Linked DNA regions of Homo sapiens: all the other regions are linked to region 2. The links are chromatin loops, found by intact Hi-C in ENCODE. Cell type or tissue: Caco-2. All regions are shown on one strand.

Region 1 (2,500 bases), 110 kb after region 2:
GGTGGAATGCAGTGGTATGATCTTGGCTCACTTCAACCTCCACCTCCCAGGTTCAAGCGATTCTCCTGCCTCAGCCTCCTGAGTAGCTGGGATTACAGGCACGTGTCACCATGCCTGGCTAATTTTTGTATTTTTAGTAGATACAGGGTTTCACCATGTTGGCCAGGCTGGTCTTGAACTCCTGACCTCAAGTGATCCGCCCACCTCGGCCTCCCAAAGTGCTGGGATTACAGGTGTGAGCCACTGTGCCCGACCAGTTAACCATTTTCATAGACAGTAAAATACTGTTAGCAAATGAAAGATGTGAGGCCTAACACCTGATGATAGTCAACAACTCTTCGGGCTCAGAGAGGACTGGAATTCTGTGAAGTCATTAGAAATGAATACTCCACCCTTCTCTCAGGTTATTGAATAATCTGTATCTTAAATGACTTTGATAGGAAAATGCTACTCCAATTTAGCCAGAAGAGGAGTCGCTGGTAAGGAGTTGCTGGTAAGGATTTTTACCCCAGAAGGAAGTGGCGATTGGTCTAGCAAAACACTGTAAATCTTTTCCTGCCCCTTGCAAGATGGTCACAGTTGCGGAATTCTCTGCCCTGGGAGCATGCTTGACTTCCATTTTCAAATACAAGGGAAAACAAACAAACTCGAGCTGCTTCACAGAGCCTCAAATAGCTTTTTCCAAAGATGGGCGCCATCCCCCATCAGGTGGGTTTTTGAGGGCCCAGACCACAGAAACCATCTGGGAGTCTGTGCTCAAAAGTTCAGAACAATCCAGAAATTATTTCAGCTGTTTTCATTTTATAAATAAAACAAAAACACCAAGTAGGAACAAACAAACACATGCTTCCATGCGTCTATTTTTAAAAGAAAAGACAGCTCCGCCCCGACTTTTTTTTTTTTTTTCTGTTCAACTTCAGGCTCTTACACATAAAAGTATAACACAATGCTGGAAACTGAAGCAGTTCCAAATTTTCTCCTCCTAGAATATCACCTAGCTATCTAAGCCTAAAGCATTTTAGGTCCTTTGTCTCCTCTTTCTGGCCCTGGATCAACGGAACATAATAACCAGTTGCTATTTCATCAACATCCCCAGGGTCCAACCTTGGCCCACTCAGCTCTGCCTTTCCAACAATCATCGCCCTCTCGTGGCAAAAGCTGTTAACTGCAAGCTACTTAGCAAGTTGACTGCAGATGGAGAATAAAATGATCAGCTTGCCCACTCTGCTTTCTTTCGTGATTTCTAAGAATGCACTTAAAATGAGAAAACTGGAAGATTTGTATGTAATTGATTTAAGTGTAGGAAAACCTACATTAATAAGCTGAGGCCGGGCGCAGTGGCCCATGCCTGTAATCCCAGCATTTTGGGAAGCTGAGGTGGGAGGATCACTTGAGCCCAGGAGTTTGAGACCAGCCTGGCCAACATAGCGAAACAACGTCTCCACTGTAACTACTCAGGAGGCTGAGGCAGGAGAATCGCTTGAACCCCGGAGGCGGAGGTTGCAGTGAGCTGAGATGGTGCCACTGCACTCCAGCCTGGGCCACTGAGCGAGACCATCTCAAAAAAAAAAAAAAAAAAAAAAAAAGGCTGAGCTTTTATACCCTTCAACTCCTACTTAAAAGAATATTGGGGGTGAAGTGGGGGAGGGTTGGTCAATGCATAAACACAGAAAGCAGATTGTTACTGCATTGCAAAGAGCCCCTTAGGTATCACTCTGTCGAACTCTCCTATTTACCTATTAGTCTTCATAGTTTGTGTCTAGTCCTAATCCCCGGGGATGGTTTTAGAATCACAAAAGAGTGTTCTTGGCACACTGGGCTTCTCATGGCTTCCTAAGGGGCACACTTTGAAAGAGAGTCTGACTAATTTGAGTAGGACATATCTGCCCAGGGAGCACCCACAGGGATGACCTGTCACCAGAACACACAAACGACCTCATGCACCGGGCCAGATTTTGTTTCTGAAAGGCTAAAACCCTATCCTCAACAAAAGAGTAGGGGACATGTCTATCGTATTCATTCCCATGCCCCCAGCATCTGACACAGGGCTTTATATCCAGCAGGAGGGCAAGAAATACTTAATGTATGCATGAGGCTGGGTGTGGTGGCTCACGCCTGTAATCCCAGCACTTTGGGAGGCTGAAGCAGGTGGATCACCTAAGGTTAGGAGTTTGAGACCAGCCTGACCAACATGGCGAAACCCTGTCTCTACTAAAAGTACAAAATTAGCCGGGCGTGGTGGCACTTGCCTGTAATCCCAGCTACTTGGGAGGCTGACACACTAGGATCTCTTGAACCCGAACCCGGGAGGCGGAGGTTGTAGTGAGCCGAGATTGTGCCACTGCACTCCTCCTGGGCGACAGAACGAGACTGTTGCAAAAAAAAAAAAAAAAAAGAAAAAGAAAAGAAAAGAAAAGAAAAGAAAAGAAATACTTAACGTATGCATGAGTGACAGCGAGATGCTGAATGGGTCTTCAGGAAAGCAAACACCGTGCTCATC
Region 2 (2,500 bases):
AAACAAGGAAGGAAGGATTTTAGAAAAACAAGGAAGGAAGGAAGCAATTTTAGCCCTGCTGGCTAAAATTGCAGGCTGTAACACCAGATCTCGGCTGGGCGTGGTGGTTCATGCCTGTAATCCCAGCACTTCTGGTGGACAAGGTAGGTGGATAGCTCGAGCCCAGGAGTTTGAGACCAGCCTGGGCCACATAGTGAGACCCTGCCTTTACAAAAAAATACAAAAATTAGCCAGACACGGTGGCACGTGCCTGTAGTCCCAGCTACTCAGGAGGCGGAGGTGTGAGGTTGGCTTGAGTCCAGGAGGTAGAGGTTGCAAGAGAGCCAAGATCATATCACTGCCCTCCAGCCTGGGTGACAGTGCCAGATCTTATCTCAAAAAAAATTAAAAAGCATCATATCTCCTTTTCTCTCTAATGAGTGGGGCATGTGTGTGTCTTTGGGTGTCTGTGTGTGTTGTGTGTGGCATGGGGGAGCCTGGGCGCACCGGGAACTGAGGAGCCCAGCAAGCTGAGGGCTGCATGCCTCACCAGCTGATGCCACCTGTCGGGGACACCGACCCAGGGGTCCCAGGTCTTTGGAGTTGCCACGAAATGCCCCAATCTACATTTTCACTTACATCTCTTTTTAAATGTTGCCTACTAATTCGATTTTAAAAAAGTTATCTCCTGGCTGAATGGGTCTCACAATCCTCCAGTTTGCGACCTTTACATCATTGAAAAGATTGCTGCTTCCACCTTTTAAGGGAGAAGAAAATGAAGACCCACTTGCTTTTTAAGCACGATGGCACAGATGGCAGTTAAAATGGGAGGCCACTTGGCCCACCATTCCCCAGCCCAACGGAAAGGGTCCTGGCAGCTAGGTGGCCCCTGTAGTCGTAGGGACAAGCTGCCCAAGCCTCAGGCTGGGCCTCACAGGCCCCTTCCCCACAATCTCATTGGTTTCCTCGCTAAAACACTTCTGAGGGAAAGTTGCTTCATTCCTTTGGAGGCAGTCAGTAGACACACATATCTATTTTCTAAATGGACCAAATTCTCTCAGACCGCCAGGCATTCTGAACAATCAACCACAGCTGAATTCTATCAGGTCTGCTGTTTGACGGAATTCAACTATTTCCCATCTCCAGTCTCATTATTGTTTGCTAAACTATAAAAAAAAATTTGTTTACAAATTCCATGTGAGAAGTTACTTTAGGAAAAAAGAAAACTCTACTTCAGGTATTAGCTAACAGCAAACCTCCTCCCCTACACTCAGCAAATAGAGATCAAAGGAGTTCAGCCAACTATCGTTTGTCTGGGAATTAGCTGGGGTCTATAGACACAGCTTTCAGGGATTGCCATCACAGAGGCAAGCAGGTGTCCCTGTTATAAAGAAGTTGCCACCAAACTTCTAACATGTGTTATGATGCTTTGAAACAAAACTTCAGGGCAACTACCCGAAGGTTCCTTTGGAAGGCAGTGCCAATTCAGAAACCTACAGAAGAAAGGGAGGGCCCAGGACAGAGCCCCTTCCTGGCTCTTGCTCCTGCGAAACTGAGGAACATGTTCCTTGTCTGCTATTGGTAAAGTGAGAAGCTTTTCAAGGAGACTTTCAATGCTGCTTCTATGTCTAAATTCCACGGCTCAATCATTTGTAAGCAAAAGTAAGGAATATAAAGTAAGCTTCTTAAATGGGGTTCCCACCCCTGGAGCAAGGGTTGCCATTTTTTTCTGTGAAAGGCCAGGTAGTAAATATTTTAGATGTGGTGAGCCATATGGTCTCTGTCATAACCACTCCGCTCTGCCACTGTAGCCCAAAAGCAGCATGAACTTGTGTAAATGAATGACGGTGGCTGTGTTCCGATAAAACTTTATGGGCACTGATGTTTGAATTTCATACAGTGTTCATGTGTCATGAAATAGTATTCTTCAACCATTAAAAAAATGTTGAAACCATTCTTATTCTAGGGCTGCACAAAAGCAGGTGGTGGGCTGGATTTGGCCCTGGGCTGCAGTTCGCAGACCCCTGCCTCAAAGGATGGCTTCAGGGTTTCCATGAGCCTGGTAGAATATAGAACAGTGTACTGTGTTTGTGACACCTTGGGGTTTTCCTGGAGACAGAGTTTACTGTATCAGATTCTCCAAGGGGGTAGTGATACCACTAAGTTAAGAACCACTGATTTAAACATTTCCATTATAAAAAGCCTGGCTTTCTAAGTGGTACAATAACTGTCTCTGAGGAATCCACATAAAGGAGAAAGCCCTGAGAAGTATTTTCAGGACCTGAAGTGTCCCCTTTTGCTTAAGTCTTTCAGACCACAAGGGTCCCCAGCACAGGGCATCCCCTCTGGACTTAGTGACTATACAGTGCTCTGTGGGGAAGGCTGTCTCATGTAAAAATGGCTGAGAACACTCCCCCGGATGTAGACTGTGTATCTAAGCCTCTTTCCAGAGGTGTCTTCTAAGTGCAGGTGAAGTCAATAGTCTCAAAGCGTTAGCTCCAAACACATTATGTCTCCATTC
Region 3 (2,500 bases), 170 kb after region 2:
AACAGAATTTCAGCTGATCTCTGAAGGAGGGAAGACATGTATTGACACTACTATTGATTTGGAACACTGAGCATTTAAAACTTTCCAAAGTGCTTTCTCATCTACCATCTCACTTGATTCCTGTCCCCATTCAACAAATGAGAAAAATTGAATTCCAAAGAGATTAAATCACTACTTGAAAGTCTCATATAGCCAATTAATAGCAGAACCAGCGCTCCTATCTACTTGGCCTCAGGTCATTTGCACTTACAAAAAAGGAAAGAAAACCTAACGAGATCAGGCTGAAAGGTTCCTCTCTCAATCTTAGATCAAACAGACGAAACAATGCTAAGGAGTAGAACAAAACCAGCAGTTCCACCCGTGTGTGCCACAGACCTTGCCAAAGCTGCCTTTGCCCAACACCTTGATGAAGTTGAACTCATCCAGGCCCAGGCGCTTGGCCTGGCCTTGCCGGACTTCGCCATTCTCACCGGGGCTCATCAGCTGGCCATCAGGAGACGATGCTGCCCGGTGCTCCTCTCCTCGGTTGTCAAATGACAAGGCTTTCCGAATGTTGTTCTCAAGTTCTTTTATTTCTAGGGCCAAGGGGAACAAGAAATTGCATTAGTGCATACCTCTTAAGCCTGTTACATTAGGACTCAACACTCAGACTTTCCCCTGTAAGCTCTCAGTCCTCTTTCTGGTTCTTCACAACAGATCCAGTGTGACATCCCTTTGTATGTTCCTTCATCTGTTCACCACACTCTTATTGGCACCTAATGCGCAGCAGAGCTTAGGTATGCAAAGAGGAGGAGGACACAGTCCCTTCCCTGCCCTTGTCAACTCCAGATTACACTGGACCTGGCTGTCTCTCTGAAAGCCCCCTTTGGCTAGTAGCCTATTCCACTGTTCTAGGTAAAGCACACAAATCTGGGCCCTCTCTGGAATTCTGCAGAGTCACAGGTATCCTTCAAGTTTCCTCTGAAGATGAGAACAACGAATCAAGAACTGTCATCACAGTAATCACTGGTGATATAATTATTTCAACAACTGAGCCATCAGAACGGTGGCTGATCACTGAAGGTAGAAACCTTCATACCTTCTAAAAACCTTTACTCAGCCTTGTTGCCGGGTTTCTTCTAAATACCCATCTTACACAAGGTTATCTAACAAAATGAGCAATGGGCTTATTATTAACAAAAGAATTGCTTTCCCAAGTGACATGTTGCAAACTTATCTCCAATGGGGCGGGAATTTCTCAGTACAATTTCTCAACTACGAGACAGTCTTGTGCCCCGCTCTAGAGCTTATGACCTGAATTACCTGGGGGAGATAATGCTGGATGATCCTCTGACCTTTTCTATTTGAAGAAGCTTTACTGTTAGCAACTCATTCATCAAGACACGCACTCTTCTGTGTGGAAATGGGCATCTTGAGCAAAATCCGATTTTAAATGATGCTTGTGAATAACTTGGATTATGGAAGGGGAACATAGCCTATTAACCCTTGGGAATGAGAATTAGGCATGAGTGACAGAAAGAGATCTTCAGCTTCTTTTCAGAAGGACAGAGTCCCATAAGGGCTTACTCAAGGAATCCGGAGATCTTTCCTAGATCTGGAGTTTGGCTCCTCTGAGACGTGTTGGGGAGGGTGAAGACGGGGAAAGCTGCTGAGTCTGCAGACACTCCCCTTGCCAGTTCAGCAGTTATCCACCTATCACTTAGCTTGACTAAATAACTTTTAATCTCACAATAGAGCTAAAAGCCTCAGTTATTAAATGAATTTTGGAAGGCAAAACATAGTTGTTTGGGGACAGCAAAGCTTGAAGAAAAGGTTTTTCTATGTGTCTTTACAAGGGAAGAAAAAGAAACTATGTCTTATTTCTGTTCTGTAATAATGTCGCTCAGAGGGACATCTGTGCTAACATCACTACTGGGAAATCCTGGCGTCTGTGTCAAGTGGGATGAACAGAGGCCCTGGGGCCGCTGTATCCTGCCACTGTATCCATCCAATGGCAGAGCTCAGAGCCAGAGAGCATGCAGGGCAGGAGCCAGGCCTACAAACCCTGGTCTCTGAACTCTTACCTGGGGTCTCTTTTCTATATGACCCTGTCTCCCTGAAGCTCCCAAAGGGGATCTCAGCCTCAGAAAGGAACACGTGAAAACCCCCAAACTGGTCTGGGAAAATAGCTACAAGTTCTGCAGCCCCAGAGTACATCAGGCTACTTATGAATGCTTCAAATCTCATTTGGAATGAGGTAGAGTATAAAGACACAGAAAGTTAATTGGAGTAGCACGAAGAGGGACTGAGACCAATTATTCTGTGGCCTCAGGGCTGGTGCATGACCCCCGAAGCTCTTTTATTTACTCCTGGGTAAGAAGGTCTGGGTCATGGTGGTGACCTCCAAGGAAGGTTTGATGGCAGGGTTTCTGAGAGTGTGTCCCTCAGCCAGCATGGGTACAGTCTTGCCCTTACCACTGACTTATCTCCAAACCTTGGGACAGAACTTTTCCACACTCTG

What was found. A loop is a pair of places that touch in the nucleus more often than their neighbours do. Peaks named below come from ENCODE experiments on the same cell type or tissue, not always from the same donor. Only the 100,000 strongest peaks of a DNase experiment are listed, where the experiment ranks them.
Region 1: a loop joins it to region 2, with 5 times the contacts of the local background. A loop is called at or near these places in 11 of 110 quality-filtered maps.
Region 3: it touches region 2 in a loop (5-fold over the local background); 5 of 110 quality-filtered maps call a loop at or near these places.

What each region holds. Positions count from the first base shown.
Region 1 is chr2:46,061,755-46,064,254 of GRCh38, reverse strand. All of the region lies in intron 10 of PRKCE (protein kinase C epsilon), which reads right to left. Among named protein-coding and RNA genes, the nearest start is that of EPAS1, 230 kb to the left of the region's middle. In Caco-2, a CTCF peak has its summit at 1,148 (motif pointing left); a DNase peak (open chromatin) is centred at 1,134.
Region 2 is chr2:46,172,583-46,175,082 of GRCh38, reverse strand. The region is part of intron 14 of PRKCE (protein kinase C epsilon); the gene reads right to left. Among named protein-coding and RNA genes, the nearest start is that of EPAS1, 120 kb to the left of the region's middle. In Caco-2, no CTCF peak of the experiment used is centred here; DNase peaks (open chromatin) are centred at 1,042 and 1,292.
Region 3 is chr2:46,005,537-46,008,036 of GRCh38, reverse strand. PRKCE (protein kinase C epsilon) reads right to left here. Exons shown (of 15, transcript NM_005400.3): 9 at 376-575. Among named protein-coding and RNA genes, the nearest start is that of EPAS1, 290 kb to the left of the region's middle. RefSeq lists enhancers at 1-449, 1-695, 450-950. In Caco-2, no CTCF peak of the experiment used is centred here; a DNase peak (open chromatin) is centred at 1,256.